Linked DNA regions of Homo sapiens: region 2 is linked to region 1. The links are chromatin loops, found by intact Hi-C in ENCODE. Cell type or tissue: psoas muscle. All regions are shown on one strand. Each heading gives the region's core, and the rest is flanking DNA. Links, peaks and the distances in the headings are about the cores only. Region 1 overlaps KANK1 (KN motif and ankyrin repeat domains 1). Region 2 overlaps KANK1 (KN motif and ankyrin repeat domains 1).

Region 1 (8,333 bases), core at 259-8,258:
CAGAGGTGGCAAATCTTATACATATACGGCATAGTTTTTAAATATGTTGAGATGATCCTATTAAAGAAAGAAGAAAGAGAAACTAACTACTATGCAGTTAATACAAGTTAAAGGAAAAGAACTGGCCAGGCGTGGTGGCTCACGCCTGTAATCTCAGCACTTTGGGAGGCTGGGGCAGGCGGATCACAGGGTCAAGAGATTGAGACCATCCTTACCAACATGATGACACCCCGTCTCTACTAAAAATATAAAAATTACCCAGGCGTGGTGGTGTGTGCCTGTGGTCCCAGCTACTCGGGAGGCTGAGGCAGGAGAATTGCTTGAACCCGGGATGCGGAGGTTGCAGTGAGCCAAGATTGCACCACTGCACCACTCCAGCCTGGCGACAGAGCAAGACTCTGTATCAAAAAAAAAAAAAAAAAAAAGATAACAACCCCCAGAAATGGTGGTCTCTAATCCGTAGACTGGCTGTGTGTGAGGTGCACATGAGAGCAGAGGGTTGCAATGTACTGGGTCAACCGGGTCCTTTAGTGTTCTACCTGATTTCCATGGACTTCAACATCTCTATGAAAAACACTTTCCCAAAATTACCCATGGAAGATCTGGGATTGCGGGCTATTTCGTATCTCTGCTATATATAAGTGTGAGCCAGAAGAATTGAGGTTGTTTGGCACTTTCTTTAGTATTTGTTGTTCTGAGTTAACAAGTAAAAAATAGCTCAGGACATCTGATGAGATTGTGGTGAGAACTTTGGCTCCTAACATTGTTACAATGTTTCCCCTCATTTGACACTATGGATACTCACAACTATACTAAGAGTTTTCTTAAGACCACTCCCCTTAAGGCAAAGTGAAACTTAAAAAAGAGTGGGGATTAAATATATTTTCGTAAGATGAAAGACTATACTAGAAAACTGCACTTGTTTCTGTAGTTTTCACTAGTTTGGAACCTGACCAATGTTAAAGACAGAGAAAGAGACCAAAGAGATATGAAGTGATAGAGTCTTCTTAAAGTTCCTATTATTTATTTCTCATATGTCATAAATATAATAAAACTACAACACAGTATAGTCATTTATAATGCCAAGAATAAGACATCATTACGTAATAATGACATATCTTACCCAGAACTTAGTTGTCTAGTCATAATTAGAAAATTAATGAGAACAGAAATAATCAAATAAGTAAATAAATAATCAAGTAAATAAAGTAATCCAAAAATACTATGGATGAATTTATCTTATACAGAAGGCTTAAATCCATGGCAAATTTATACTTGGTTCTAATTAACTTTGGATGTCTCCCTCCCCACTCCCCACCTATGGCTTAGGCCAGATAACAAAGTCATGGGGATGGCTTCTGGAAGGCCTAGTAACTCAAAGCCAAATTCCTATAGCAAGGGAAGTGATTTTTACAATGATGTTTAAGGGGTGTGCATAGTAGCTCACGCCGGTAATCCCAATACTTTGGGAGGCTGAGGCGGGTGGATTACTTCAGGTCAGGAGTTTGAGAGCAGCCTGGCCAACATGGTGAAACCCTGTCTCTACTAAAAATACAAAAAAAAATTAGCCAGGCGTGGTGGCATGCACCTGTAGTCCCATCCCAGCTGCTTGGGAGACTGAGACCAAGAATTGCTTTAACCCGGGAGGCGGAGATTGCAGTGAGCTGAGATCGTGCCACTGCACTCCAGCCTGGGTGACAGAGAGAGACTGTCTTTAAAAAAAAAAAAAAAGATACTTAAAAAACAAAAATGATCAGGCGAACTGCTCTATAAACTGTCCAGTTTCTAGGGACATTGTTATCACAGCACAATACAATAATATGATTGAAAATAATGAACCTAACTGAGAGATGATTAATCATGTTCAACATATTATTTTACAAAGTCTGAAAGCATATAACTTCAGAAAGTTTTCAAAAGAAAATTATTCAAGTGAGAGAGGAATACAGAAGATATAATTAGAGAGAGAACTCATGTACCATTGGGAAAGCTTAGCTTTTCAGAATAGCTTATTTTCAGACGAAGAAACATAACCTACATTTTTACTACAATTTATTTACTTATTTTAAATTTTCTTAAATTTTTTTTTTAGGTAGATATAGGTCTTGCTATGTTGCCCAGACTGGTCTTGAACTCCTGGCCTCAAGTGATCCTCTAGCCTTGGCCTCCCAAATCACATGCTGAGATTACAGGCATGGGCCACCATGCTTGGCTTACAATTTATTTTTAAATATTTTTCCACCTATTTCCTTGTGGTGTCTGGTGATAATCCCTATTTTCTGAAGATCTGTATGGCTGTCAAAATAGGTATCCTAAACAAACTTAGAGAAACTTACAAAAGGAAACAAAGACTTTATTAGATGTCTACCCTGCCCTGAAACTATCAGCTCCATGGGTCTACTACTATGCCTCAGACCTCTTGTTATTCCTACGCATCATCCAGTCAAATGGGTAAGCATTCAATAAGTGTTTGTTGAAATAAATCTTTTAATTTTGTGGCTAAATCATGAGATAATTTCCTAATGCTTTGTTTTTGTTGTATAGACCAATGTGTGTCTATGAAGTCATATATATATAATATACACATTTTTTGAGATGGAGTCTTGCTCTGTCGCCCAAGCTGAAGTGCAGTGGCACGATCTCAGCTGGCTGGTCAGGATTACAGGTGCATGCCACCACCACACCCGGCTAATTTCCGTATTTTTAGTAGAAATGGGGTTTCACCACGTTGGCCAGGCTGGTTTCGAACTCCTGATCTCAGGTGATCCGCCCACCTTGGCCTCACAAAGTGCTGGGATTACAGGCATGAGCCACCACGCCCAGCCTGAAGTCATATTTAAAAAAATGAAATCCCTAATGTATAAAAATTGATAATTTTATACATTAAATAATTTTTAAACATTAGGGATTTCATTTCTTAAAAATATGACTTCTTTTATTTCACTGTTTTTTATCTTAAGGCCTTTTTTTTTTTTTTTTTTTTTTAAGACACAGTCTCATTGTGTCACACAGCCTGGAGTGTAGTGGTATGATCTTGGATCACTACAACCTCCACCTCCCAGGTTCAAGCAATTCTCCTGCCTCAGACTTCTCAGTAGCTGGGATTACAGATGTCCACCACCATGGCTTGCTAATTTTTGTAGTTTTGTATAGACGGGGTTTTGCCATGTTGGCCAGGCTGATCTTGAACTCCTGACCCTAAGCGATCTGCCCACCTCAGCTTCCCAAAGTGCTGAGATTACAGACGTGAGCCACCATGCACTCCCTAAGCCTAATTCTTTTTTTTTTTTTTTTTTTTGTAGAGATGGAGTCTTGCCCCGTTGCTGAGGCTGGAGTGCAGTGGTGTGATCTCCGCTCACTGCAACCTCTGCCTCCCAGGTTCAAACAATTCTCCTGCCTGAGCCTCCAGAGTAGCTGGGACTACAGGTGCACACCGCCATTCCTGGCTAATATTCTTTTGTATTTTAGTAGAGAGAGGGTTTCACCATGTTGCCCAGGCTGGTCTTGAACTCCTGAGCTCAGGCAATCCGCCCACCTCGGCCTCCCGAAGTGCTGGGATTACAGGCGTGAGCCACCACACCTGCTAGGCCTAATTCTTAAACAAAAAATGTCACAGCAGAATTCAGTTCCTTTTCACACAGGTTAATAGTAATATTAATGCTTGATATGGTTTAGATCTGTGTCCCCATCAAGTCTCATGTTGAACAGTAATCCCGAGTGTTGAAGGTGGGGCCTAGTGGGAGGTGATTGGATCATGGGGGCAGAGTTCTCATGAATGGGCCAGCACCATCCCCTGGGTGCTGTTCTGGTGACAGTGAGTCAGTGAATTACTGTGAGATCTGGTTATTTAAAAGCGTGTAGCACCTCTCTCCTCTCTCTTCCTCCTGCTCTGGCCACGTAAAACGTGCCTGCTTCCCCTTTGCCTTCTGCCATGATTCTAAGTTTCCTGAGGCCTCCCCAGAAGCCACCATGCTTCCTGGCCTGCGGAACCCTGAGCCAATTAAACCCCTTTTCTTTATAAATTGCCCAGTCTCCAGTATTTCTTTATAGCAGTGAGAGAACGGACTAATTAATGCTTCTCAAAAGGGTAGCACATACACACAAATCATAGGTAGTCACCATCTTGACTGAAACATTAGTGACCATAACAATTTATAAACCTGTGTTTTGTTTAAGTGCTTTCCCAGAAGACACTATAGTTCGGTCTCTAGACCTACAAGGCTAGGATAGGATCTGCTCTACTTCTGCTTCCTCTGTTATAGAGATTAAGAAGACTGGCGACTAGCATTACCACATTATTAGCATTCTACTGAATGTAGAAGAACCAATGTAATCACTGCATTGGTAAGAACAAATCATGCTTCTAATGACACACCACACTACACTAGGACATACATTTTCTCACATGCAAAAACAAATCAAGGCCAGGCGTGGCAGCTCACGCCTGTAATCCCAGCACTTTGGGAGGCCAAGGCGGGTGCCTCAACTGAAGTCAGGAGTTCGAGACCAGCCTGGGCAACATGGTGAAACCCCGTCTCTACCAAAAATACAAAAATTAGCCGGGCACAGTAGCAGGCACCTGTAATCCCAGCTACTCAGGAGGCTGAGGCAGGAGAATTGTTTGAACCCAGGAGGCGGAGCCTGCAGTGAGCCAAGATCATCCCACTGCACTCCAGCCTGGGCAACAGAGCGAGACTCTGTCTCTAAAAAAAACCCAAAAAAAACAAAAAACCCCCACAAATCAATGCTAGGCACATTGGCTCACACCGGTAATCCTCACACTTTGGAAGGCCTATGCAGGAGGATTGGCCCAGGAGTTCGAGACCAGCTTGGGCAACACAGAGAGACCCTATCACTACCAAAAAAAAAAAAAAAAAAAAATCAAAAAGAAAAAAAGCAAATTCTGGTTTATTTATGTTAAAAATCTTTTGCTTTTAAACCAAATTCTTCGGGAGGAGGCCCCTAGAGCTTGGACCAAAATTTTGGGTAGGTATTAAACAACAACAAAAAGTACTGCAAAAAGGATCTTATTCTGCAAAAAAACATTTAAGAGTTAACTAGTATTTGAAAGATGTTTTTAAATGGCAAAAAGCAGATCTTAAAACAATAACTACAGTAAAAGTAATCAAAAAGATATTTAAAGGCAGTGGCTTTGATGCTTATGAAAGTTATGGATCTTCTCATTAGAAAATACAGACACACACAAACACACACCAAAAAATCTGTATGAAATTTCAAAGGAAGATGGAGATGAATGAGAGTCACTCCCCATCTTCAACAGATCCTTGGTTCAAAACTTTTGCTTTAAAGAATAAGATCTTTCCAAATGGTGATCTGACCAGAATCTGAAAAATGACCTATCCTGTGCTATTTTTATATGTTTCCAAATAGGCTTTCCTCTTTTTTATTAAAAGGTGCCACCATATTTAATATGGAGCTATAAAGTAGAAGAAAAGGAGATAAATTACTTAGTAATAAACATGCATTAAAAAAATTTAGAACGCTAAGCATACTTACCATTGCCATTACTTCGACACTGGCTTTACAAGGAGAAAAGACAGCCAAGGAGAGGCCTAAAAATAAAACTCTCAAAATACCAAAAGGAAGGACTAACTTTCTTCCATCTATAGAAGCAGCTCACTAGATAGAGAAAAAAAAAAGGTGACAGGCACCTATTTATTGTGAAAGACAGAGAGAGAAATTAATTTGCCTCTAGAAATCCAAATAAATTTCAAGTAAGAGTTACCTGCCACAAAAGTTCTTGTCTGGCTTGAATTTTTCTCCCACTCAAAGGAGGGGAATTTTATCAGCTGGTAATTCATAGAAAAAATATAAACCATCTCTCTGTTCTAGTAGCTGAGTGTGTCCAAGAACCAAGAATTTTTCTACAGGAAATTTACAAAAGTGACCTTATGCACTACCAAGATTAGCAAAATCAAACACTTGTTCAAAACCAGGCCTGCCAGCTAAGCTCTACTCTTCTTGTAGTTTTTAGTTTGTTCAAGTGTAAGTCAATTTAGAGAAGCTGCTGTAAAAATAATGTCGACTTTTTAAGGTTAGGGAGGATGAGGAAATGGCTTTTTGTATGTGACCCTCAAAGGTTATTCCCTTCCGCTATCTTTGTAAAACACAAATGGGGTAACTTAACCACGCAGTTTTCTGCAGACTCATTTATTCTACGACCTTTCATGCTTTTATGATACAGAGGTAACAAGTCAGGAAGCACAATGAGGAAAGAGGTTAAAAAGCCCAGCATCTGCCGTGTCAGAAGTAAGCTGGTTTAATCCGCACAGAAATCCAAGCCAACAGTTCATGTGAGCTCAAGCTTTCTGACTATGGGCATCCTATCTCCAGTTACAACACAGTATTTAATATACCCATGGACACAGAAAGTAGAATAATGATTGCCTAGTGCTGGGGGGTGTGTGGTGGTTGGGGAGGAAATCGGCTTTTGATTGCCAATGGGTATGGGTTTTCTTTTTTGGGGTGATGAAAATGTTCTAATGTTGTTTATGCCAATGGTTACACGATTATGTTAATTTACTAAAAACCATTGCATCGTATACTTTAAAGGGTGGACTGCATGGTTTGTGAATTATACCTTAATAAAGTAGTCCTTAAAAAACCAAAATGTATGAATTTCCTTGTCATTACGATCAGGGTAAGCTGGTAGCTGAAGGTTAAGACAGGATGAAAAGGTGTTACAAGAAATGGCAAGAGAGTAAGATGTAAGATAGGTAGAGAAAAAAATCACTGTGTTCTTTCTCACTGAATCATTCCTCCATCAACAAAGGACACAGGCTACGCTTCCTTGCAGTTAGGATTTGAGGATGCCTCTGTTCCGAGTTTCTTCAGTACAGGGTAATATGCCTTGGAATCCCAACGCTTAGAACTCCCTAAACTTTGTGCAGCAGCTCCATTTGCATGTTGTTCATGGTGGTGGAGATGATCTTAGCCATTTCATAAAAGAAACCTGTCTCTTGGAAAGGATATACAGAGTACTAAGAAACAAGGATCACCACCAAGATGGATGTTCTACTTTCCTTCCAATGACCAAAGCAGGTATCTGATAAGGAGGATTCTTCTAACTCAGGAAACGACGATTAGGTAAAAGACTTTTATTTGTTTATCTGATAAAGACAGATTATACACATTCATGTCCAGACTATCCTTAAACATACTGTTCATATCTGATTGCATTAATTATCAGTTCCATGGGAGAACCCAGTTTCTTACTGCATTTCTCACCATCACAGGGCTTCTTCCCACACTGGACTACATTTTTCAGGCTTGAAGTATATCACTGGTATAAATGGAAAATTGGTTTGGGCTATCAACATGGCTCTTGGCAGCATCTATTTAAAAACTGACATCAAAATTTAGCTCTCTCTTTTAAAATTTCACTGCAACACAGACATTTAAAAGTGGTGGCCAGGCGCGGTGGCTCACGCCTGTAATCCCTGGACTTTGGGAGGCCGAGGCGGGCAGATAACAAGGTCAGGAGATCGAGACCATCCTGGCTAACATGGTGAAACCCTGTCTCTACTAAAAATACAAAAAATTAGCTGGGCCTGGTGGCGGGCACATGTAGGTCCAGCTACTCGGGAGGCCAAGGCAGGAGAATGGTGTGGACCCGGCAGGCAGAGCTTGCAGTGAGCCAAGATTGCACCACTGTACTGCAGCCTGGGCAACAGAGCAAGACTCCATCTCAAAAAAAAAAAAAAATTAGGCCGGGCGTGGTGGCTCACACCTGTAAACCCAGCACTTGGGGAGGCCGAGGCAGGTGGATCACCTGAGATCAGGAGTTCAAGACCAGCCTGGCCAACATAATGAAACCCCATCTGTACAAAAATACAAAAATTAGCTGGGCATGATGGTAGGCGCCTGTAATCCCAGCTACTCAGGAGGCTGAGGTGGAAGAATCACTTGAACCTGGGAGGCGGAGGTTGCAGTAATCCGAGATTACACCATTGCACTCCAGTCTGGGAGACAGAGACTGACTCTGTATAAAAAAAAAAAAAATTAGCTGGGCGTGATGGCATGCACCTGTAATCCCAGCTAATCGGGAGGCTGATGCAGGAGAATCGCCTGAACCCAGGAGGTGGAGGCTGCAGAGAGCCGAGATCACACACTCCAGCCCAGGCGACAGAGCGAGACTCTGTCTCAGAAATATAAAATAAAATAAAAATGATGTGTGCCCCCCAAAAAGGAGTTTCCATTCAGATGGACTACCCCTGCCTGAGCAGTGAGAATGAGAAGCCAAGAGTCTTTAACCTCATGAAGCATAGAGTTGGGAATACAAACTCTTGGTTTCTTAACTCAAATGTGGAGTT
Region 2 (8,333 bases), core at 334-8,333, 100 kb before region 1:
GGGATGCTTGTTAAGGATGGGGATTCTCAGACCAGGCTGGAAATTTGCTTGTTTGTTTGTTTGTTTTTTGAGAACAGAGTCTTATTCTGTTGGCCAGGCTGGAGTGCCGTGGCGTGATCTTGACTCACTGCAACCTCCGCCTCCTGAGTAGCTGAGATTACAGGCGTGCACCATCACGTCCGGCTAGTTTTTTGTAGTTTTAGTAGAGGTGGGGTTTCACCATGTTGCCCAGGCTGATCTCAAATTCCTGAGCTCAGGTGATCTGCCTGCCTCGGCCTCCCAAAGTGCTGGGATTATGGGCCTGAGCCACCGTGTCCGACTGAAATTTGCATTTTCTACCTGCTCCCTCTGGAAATTCTTAAGTGTCTCGTGAAGGGAAGGCTTATACAAAATCATAAAAATGTAATTCTACTTGTAGCAAGTTCCCCCACAAAAGATCTAGCAGAATTTAAAGAAAGGTTATGTTTGGTCATTATTTCCTTTGAAGGAGAAATAGTTTTCTTATGTGATTCCATCTGCAAGGATTGTCAGATATCGGCAGTACTTCAGTAGTACAAAAATCAGGGATAATGTTGTTCTCCCAAGTATTAACTTACAAGGAAAGCGCTCAGAGCTTCATTTATTTTGGATACCAGAGCTAGATGAAGTGTTCCTAGTAAACGTCTCCAGAAGCACCCTTCCTCCCCCTTGGTGAGACATTTAGTTGTCAGTTTAGTCGTAATAGTGTCACGACAAGTTGCCAGTTTTTTTTTCCTTTGTTTGTTTGTTTTTTAAAGAGATGGGGGTCTCACTACATTGGCCAGGCTGGCCTCAAACTCCTGGATTCAAGCAATCCTCCCACCTCAGCCTTTGTCCCAGTAGCTGAGATTACAGGTGTGAACCACCACACCTGGCTTAGTTTTACTTTCTTAAGGTTAAACTCTCAAAAGTCCCACTGTTCCACTCCTGTTGTCTTGGGGTGGCTCCCAACTGTCCGTGGTTCAACTTCCAAGGCAAGGTTTCTGGGAAGCTGTCTTTTCATCACTTAAAGATTTAAACCTTCCTTTTTTTTTTTTTTTTTTTTTTCCGAGACAGGTTCTCACTCTATTACCCAGGCTGGAGTGCAGTGGCACAATCATGGCTTACTGTAGCCTCAACTTCCTGGGCCAAGGTGATTCTCCCATCTCAACCCCTAAGTAGCTGGCACTACAGTACATGCCACCACGCCCAGCTAATTTTTCTTTTGTAGAGATGAGATCTTGCTATATTGCCCAGGCTTGTCTCGAACTCCTGGACTCAAGTGATCTGCCTGACTGAGCCTCCCAAAGTGCTAAGATAATGGGTGTGAGCCACCACACCCACCTAGACTTCTCTTAAGCTGGAAAATAAGATCAGGAGTTGCCAACCCCATGCTGGTCTTACTTGGGAACCTTGCCCAAGCCTCCTGTCACAAATCCCTTTTATGGAGTTTGTGCCTCAATAAACTGCAGCTGTACCAATGGGCATAATCAGGCTTGTTTATATAGTATACCAGGATCCCAAGATAAAAGGCATTCTAAATGCCTAGTGTGATTAGAGCAAACAAGGTACCATCTAGCATTCATTACTTAGAGGTCAGATACATATCTTGTATCTGATAAAACAAGCACTCATTTTCTATTTCAAAATCTAGCATGAGAAATCAGAAGGGCAGCATGCAGACAGGGGGATTCATTTGCTCATTCATTTACATTCATGCCTTTCCTTTCTCAGATGGAACAAAGAAAATTCCCAGGCCCGGGAACCACCAGAGGTACTACCTTATTTGCTCAAAAGGTAGGTTATGCCCATAAGGGGCAGACCACGCATGGCTCTACCTCTCTCTCTCTCTCTACACACACACACACTCTCTCTCTCTCTCTCTCTCTCCTGCTTTTATTGTGCCATTTTGGATCTGTAGGAACTTGGGCTTGAAGAGCTACATGATCTGAAATTCAGCATGTATCAGCTAGTAGGTTTAGGTTATGTCCCGAGAGGGATGTGCCTCCAGGTGGCTGTGACCTCACTTTCACAGTTCATGCAGAGGAAAGTCATCCTTGTGGTCCTGGGAGAGCTGGTCTGTTGCTGCCCAGGTTTGCCTGCACTGCCAGCATGGCTCTCACAGCCCCCCAAATTGTTTTCCTCTGAAAGGTTCAAATCTTGACTCTGAAACAGACCTCATAATGAAACACCTATGGGAAAAGTCTATTCTCTGGCCTCTTTCCTGAGCTCAATAATGTTTAATTTTTAAAAGCGGGGGAGGGAGGGAGGGAAAGAAGAAGTCTCTGATATTTCTCCAGTGCACTTGGCTCTCATAGATGGCCTTGGCCAAAACTCACCACCAGCGATTGTGCCAGAACACCTGGTTTGAATTCTGGCTGCCATGCTGCTTCATTTAATGAGATGGTCCCAACTTACTTTACTATTTAAAAAGAATTTGAGGCCAGATGCAGTGGCTCATGCTTTTAATCTCAGCACTTTAGGAGGCCGAGGTGGGCTGATCATGAGGTCAGGAGATCGAGACCATTCTGGCCAACACGATGAAACCCTGTCTCTACTAAAAATACAAAAAATTAGCCGGGCGTGGTGGCGGGCGCCTGTAGTCCCAGCTACTTGGGAGGTTGAGGCAGGAGAATGGCGTGAACCCAGGAAGTGGAGCTTGCAGTGAGCCAAGATCATGCTACTGCACTCCAGCCTGGGCAACAGAGTGAGACTCCATTCTCAAAAAAAAAAAAAAAAAAAAAGTGTCCGGCTTCATCTCTCCTTTCTTGTCACTACACGTATCACCTAGTCACCCAGCAGTTGTACTCAGAGTCAAGGACTAGTGCTTCTGCACCTGAGAAGAAGCATCTCCGGCTACCCATCGGAAGAGCGCTTTGTCTAAGGAGGCCTCAAACTTCAGCCTCCCGACTTGCAATCTGAGTCAGGAGCCAAGCTGTGCAAGTGGACAAGCGCCCTCGGAAGATGCTGTCTCCCTGTCGGAGCCAACTGGCGCACTCACCCTCCCTGCTCAGCTCAATCCATCAGCGTGTGCTGCCACTGCCGTAAGTCAATCGGCTCGGGGCGGACAGCTATCAGAGATGAAACAGGGACAAGGAAAAGAGCTTAATGGAATTTTATTTTGAAAATATGGCAAGAGTCTAAGGCACTTCAAACATTTAAATACATAGAGGACCAAAGTAAATGTGACACGGTAAAAAGGAATCCATAAATACAAAGAGAACACTGTGTTTCTCTAGAGGCAAATACAGAGCCGATTCCTCTAACACAATCCAACCTTTAGCATTGGAGTTGTGCAATTAATACAAATGATGATGTTACGTGTAGTTCTTCATGGCTTTAGTATGGAATACAAAAGCTGAAAATACTGTGTCAAGTTCATATAGATACCCTTTTTATAAAAAGTCATATATTACATCTACCTAGTTAAGACCAAATGAGAATATTCTTTTGTAAGTTTTATACTTTGTCTGGCCCAGGCCCAAGTTACCAATGATCAAAGTCATCTCGACTTCCTTATTTTAAAATAAGACAAAAGAAAAATCCAAAACTATGCTGGAATGAGATTTTGGAAGAACTTTCTAATGGTTCCACATTTAGTACATATAAATATTTGTGGAAAAATCTTAAAACGTCTCAGTGAGAACCAGACACCACTTTGTGGGAGTGAACAGAAGGTGCCCCTTCAGATCAGAATTCCCTGTGACTGTACAAAACGGAGCAGAGACTCAACAGCAACAGAGACTGGGTTAAAGTGTGCCCTACACAGAAGACGGCCAGAAAGGAGGTGTGTGTGCCCAGGCTAGCAGTCTCTGCACTGTGAAAGCTTCAGCCTTTACCCCTGGGCTTGATGCTTCTGTTTGCTGGTGAGCTCAGGCACAATACGTATACATTCAGTATCTGTCACCCCAACAGGAACAATTAGCAGCTTAATAGTGGCATGTAAATAAAGGGCTATTTGCATACAATCAATCAAATGAACCTCGGTGGGTGGGGCCAGGAGACGTCTTCCTTCCAAGCCTAGGGGTGCCCTAGAGACCAGGAAAGGAAAAAAACTGGGGGTTAATAAGTGACCTCAGGCAGATGTGTACCCTGTGACATAGGATCTTGGCCCACCACAGGCAACAAGCAGCTGTGAGCCCGAGCCAGGAGAGCTCTGGCTGAGAACAGGGAACAGGTGTCCACAGCTCCAAGGCCAGCTGGGCTCAGCAGTGCTATGTCCGGCTGTCCTGGGAAGTCACCTTCCCACTCAGAGTGAACTGTGGACTACAGGCTGCCTGCCATCTGCTTCAGGAACAATGCCAGAACCATGGCGAAATATCCCCATGGGCTCAGGGGCTGCTATCTGGATAATTCTGCACAGAATCAAAACCTCTATGGGAAGCTGTGAGCATATGTCTTGCAAGGACAAGCAAGGTCCAGCCTCTGCTAAAACATTAGTTCTCCTGCTTTTTGCGGGGTGGAGGCGGAAAGGATGAACTCTTAAGCTCCAGACTAAAACTTCCATTTTCTGAATCAACATAAAATCTGTCTCCCGTCAATTCCTGGAGGAAGGGGGTCCACCAGTCTGGTGGATTTCAGCCTATTTACAAATGCCAAATGCACAACACTGACCGGAGACTGGGCTTTTGCAAAGTTGACATGGGCATACAGAAGAACAGCGATGTCCTTGTGTCCTGCTTCCAGGGCGATTGAGAGCGCAGTGCTGCCATCCTTAAGATAAGATGGAAAGAACAAGCCATGTTGGGTTTCTCAAACCTCCAGACAACCGAAAGGTAACAGAACAAAACACCCTCCAATAATTGGCAAGGTTCCCCAAATATCCCTACTCGTTCGGTCTTCTGGGAAACTTTTTTGGGACCTCTAAGGGTGAAGGCCTGAGGATGTGAAGATGAATGAGGCAAGCCTCCACCCTCCAGAGGTCCCAGTTAAGAGGATTATCTTACTCAACCATTCTGCCCACCAGGAGGGGGAAGCAGAAGATGGGGATAGAAAGTTTTTTTTTCTTCTAATTAATTATGAATGACCAGGCAAGCAGCAGTAGTGTGTGTTTAGAGACTCTGCAATTTGCCAAAGATCTTTTACCTTTCCTCTTAGAGAGGGCACTGTGATCCTAAAACCCTAAACCACCTCGGTTTAAGGCTACAAGTAACATCTGTGTGTAAGCACGCAATCCCAGTGGGTTGCACAGATCCAACTTCTGGAAATAAGAGGGGAAACACTACATATGGGTGAAAAAAGCTTCACTTAACTGCTTGATTTCCATTAAATTTCAGGGATTTAAATGGATATAAAGGAGTATCAAGGGAAAGAACAACACAACTTGTCTTCTGTCTAGTGTGTTTTTTGAGACAGGGTTTGTCTCCCAGGCTGCAGTGCAGTGGCACGATCACAGATCACGGTAGCCTTGACCTCCAGGGCTCAAGTGATTCTCCTGCCTCAACCACCACGGTATCTGAGACTACAGGTGCATACCACCACACCTAGATAATTTTTTTTTTGTAGAGATGGGAGTCTCACTATGTTGCCCAGGCTGGTCTTGAACTCCTGGGCTCGAGCGATCCTCCTGTCTCAGCCTCCCAAGGTGCTGGAATTACAGGAGTGACCCACTGTGCCCAGCCTATCTAGTCTTGAAATACGGATTTCCCTCTGGTCAGCAGCAGCAGCAGGACACAGTTCTCTTTGGTTTAATCTTATGATCCTTCCCCTCAAAAGCTTTGAAAGATAATAGAAGTAAAATCAAACAAAAACCACAGCACAGCTAACAAACTCTTCTGGAAGAAAGAAGTCGGTCAGAAGCTCTCCCTCCCACAGAGGGGAAGAAGGGAATCTGCTACAGCTGCAGCTTCCATGTGCTCCTGTGGAGATGGCTGAGTGTGAAGCTAGTCAGTCCCTCATACCAGTGAAAAACTCCGCTGGTTTTTCTCCCTACTGGCTTGGGCCCAGAAGAATCTGACCTACAAAGGATATTTTCCTAACTTTTTGGTGTTTTGAGCTAAAGAAGCTCTGATCCAAACCTGTGATCCACAGAGATAAACTTTCAAAAACGGAACCAAGCCAACCCGACCTCTGTGACCTTTACACCATCTCACTGCCTACATGCCAGTTCCTACCTTCTACCTATCACCACTCCTGTCCTTTGGCCTAGAGACACGCAAAAGTACCCCCTTTGGTTGAGTTTCCCGGTCAAGGAGTTATCTGGAAATGTGGACAGCCTGGGAACTGGGAGAAGAGAGCAGAGTGGTGTTGATGGGACAGACTAAGCAGAAATGGGAAAACGCTTCAAGAAGTCAAGCTACTCTGCAGGCTCTGGCATATGTTGTGTCACAAGCTACTCACTTTGATGGGTCAGTGTGTTCACTTTGGGTGGAAAAGGTTCACTATAGTAGGAACTGGTTTTAGTCACCGTGTAACCCCAGCCTCTAATGATAATCCAGATTTCCAAGTGCACCTGTCAGAAGTCACCTACACTGAATTTGATTCTGCAGTGCAAATCCATTGATTTCCCTTTAGTAGAGGGGCTCTTGGACATGCCCGTTAAATCACTTTTTCATTTCATGAATTTTTGGGGTAGGGCCTATTTATTCTGCTTTGGGTACTAGTTTATGAGCGTGTTAGTTTGCACACACACAGTAAGTGTAGCCAAGCTTGGCTGTGAAGGGAGGCACCTAGATGGCGACACAAATCCCAGAGGAGAATAGAGGAGGATTTGGTCGCTCCTGGCCAAAAGGCACTCCCAGAGCTCCCGTCCAGAGTCCCCCAGACCCCTGGCCAGGAGGCCCAATGGAGACAGCTTACGTTGTCCTCTAGGTGACCGTTGCAGCCGGGCTGGGCCAGCAGCAGCTTGACAATCTCCACGTGTCCGTGCTCGCTGGCACACATGAGGGCCGTGGAGCCCTCGTCATCCTGGATGTTGACATCAGCCCCACAGGCCAGAAGGCCCTTCACCATGTCTATCCGTCCGTGACTGACCGCCAGCATGAGGGCCGTCTGTCCCGCCTATGGGAAGAGATGACAAGGACTTCAGAAGTACGTACTGAGCTGGCAGTGGTGGCCTCTAGTGGGGCTGTGCTAGGGAAAGGGGGAAGAGTGTGGTGACAGAAGGGAAAGAACTGGCGATGGAACTACTTGGGGCAGGTGGTGGCAAGCAGGGAGAAACCAGCTTCCCATGAGCTATGAGCAAAGGAAGGGCATAAAGTAAGGAGCCAACTTCATTTTAGCGTGGAGGATGTCTCAGTAGAGTAAGGGGCTGGAAGTTCAGGTGGTGGTTAAAAGTCAAGCTGTGGGCCTGGAGTGGTGGGTCACGCCTGTAACCCTAGCACTTTGGGAGGCTGAGGCAGGCAGATTGTCTGAGCTCAGGAGTTCAAGAGCAGCTTGGGCAACACTGAAACCCCATCTCTACTTAAAAAAAAGCCAGGGGCTGGCGCAGTAGCTCACGCCTGTAATCCCAGCACTTCAGGAGGCTGAGTCAGGTGGATCATGAGGTCAGGAGATCAAGACCATCCTGGCTAACACGGTGAAACCTTGTCTCTACTAAAAATACAAAAAATAAGCCGGACGTGGGGGTGGGCGCCTGTAGTCCCAGCTACTTGGGAGGCTGAGGCAGGAGAATGGTGTGAACCCGGGAGGCAGAGCTTCCAGTGAGCCAAGATCGCACCACTGCACTCCAGCCTGGGTGACAGAATGAGACTTAGTCTCAAAAAAAAAAAAAAAAAAGCCAGGTGTGGTGGTGTGTGCCTGTTAGTCCCTGCTACTCGGGAGGCTAAGGCAGGAGAATCACTGCAACCAGGGAGCCGGGGGTGGTTGCAGTGAGCCAAGATCCCGCCACTGCACTCCAGCCTGGGGGACAGAGCAAGACCGTCTCTTAAAAAAAAAAAAGTCAAGCTGTGAACACATCTGGACCTGGGACACTGTTTGCTATGAAGACAGTACAACACAGAGACAGGAAGCAACAGTCACTGAGCATCTGATGGGGATGCGCAATCATTTATATGTAGGGGAACTAACAGTATTTCCATGCAAACTATGCAAATGGACAAAAGGCAAGGCAAAGGAGGGAGAAGTTTCCAGTGTGAAATTTAAGCCCATATTTCCCTGGTATGTTTGGTCAGCAAGGAGTGCCAGGCAGTGTATGGACTCAGGGCAGGCCTGCAAACAAGTGCACTGTGGTGGAAGCGTGGCATCTATGCCTGCTCTGCCAGAATGGCCACCGCAGTCCTGTCTGCTGGTTACGGGTGCATTCCTGAGCACAGGAACCAGGCGCACTAACCTGACTAGCTTTGGCATTCACATCCCCACAGCCGAAGAGTTCTTCCACAATCCGCATGTCCTTCTCT

The links. A loop is a pair of places that touch in the nucleus more often than their neighbours do. Peaks named below come from ENCODE experiments on the same cell type or tissue, not always from the same donor. Only the 100,000 strongest peaks of a DNase experiment are listed, where the experiment ranks them.
Region 2: it touches region 1 in a loop (2.0-fold over the local background); 2 of 110 quality-filtered maps call a loop at or near these places.

What each region holds. Positions count from the first base shown.
Region 1 is chr9:640,092-648,424 of GRCh38, reverse strand. All of the region lies in intron 1 of KANK1 (KN motif and ankyrin repeat domains 1), which reads right to left. Among named protein-coding and RNA genes, the nearest start is that of KANK1-AS1, 41 kb to the left of the region's middle. In psoas muscle, for the core only: no CTCF peak of the experiment used is centred there; no DNase peak of the experiment used is centred there; H3K27ac peaks cover 2,653 bases.
Region 2 is chr9:740,868-749,200 of GRCh38, reverse strand. It overlaps KANK1 (KN motif and ankyrin repeat domains 1), which reads right to left. Exons shown (of 12, transcript NM_015158.5): 9 at 8,267-8,333; 10 at 6,796-6,996; 11 at 4,612-4,710; 12 at 3,098-4,028. The coding sequence ends at 3,966. It overlaps LOC124902109 (a long non-coding RNA gene), which reads left to right. Exons shown (of 4, transcript XR_007061394.1): 4 at 1,732-1,952. Among named protein-coding and RNA genes, the nearest start is that of KANK1-AS1, 59 kb to the right of the region's middle. In psoas muscle, for the core only: no CTCF peak of the experiment used is centred there; DNase peaks (open chromatin) are centred at 2,990 and 4,200; H3K27ac peaks cover 4,674 bases.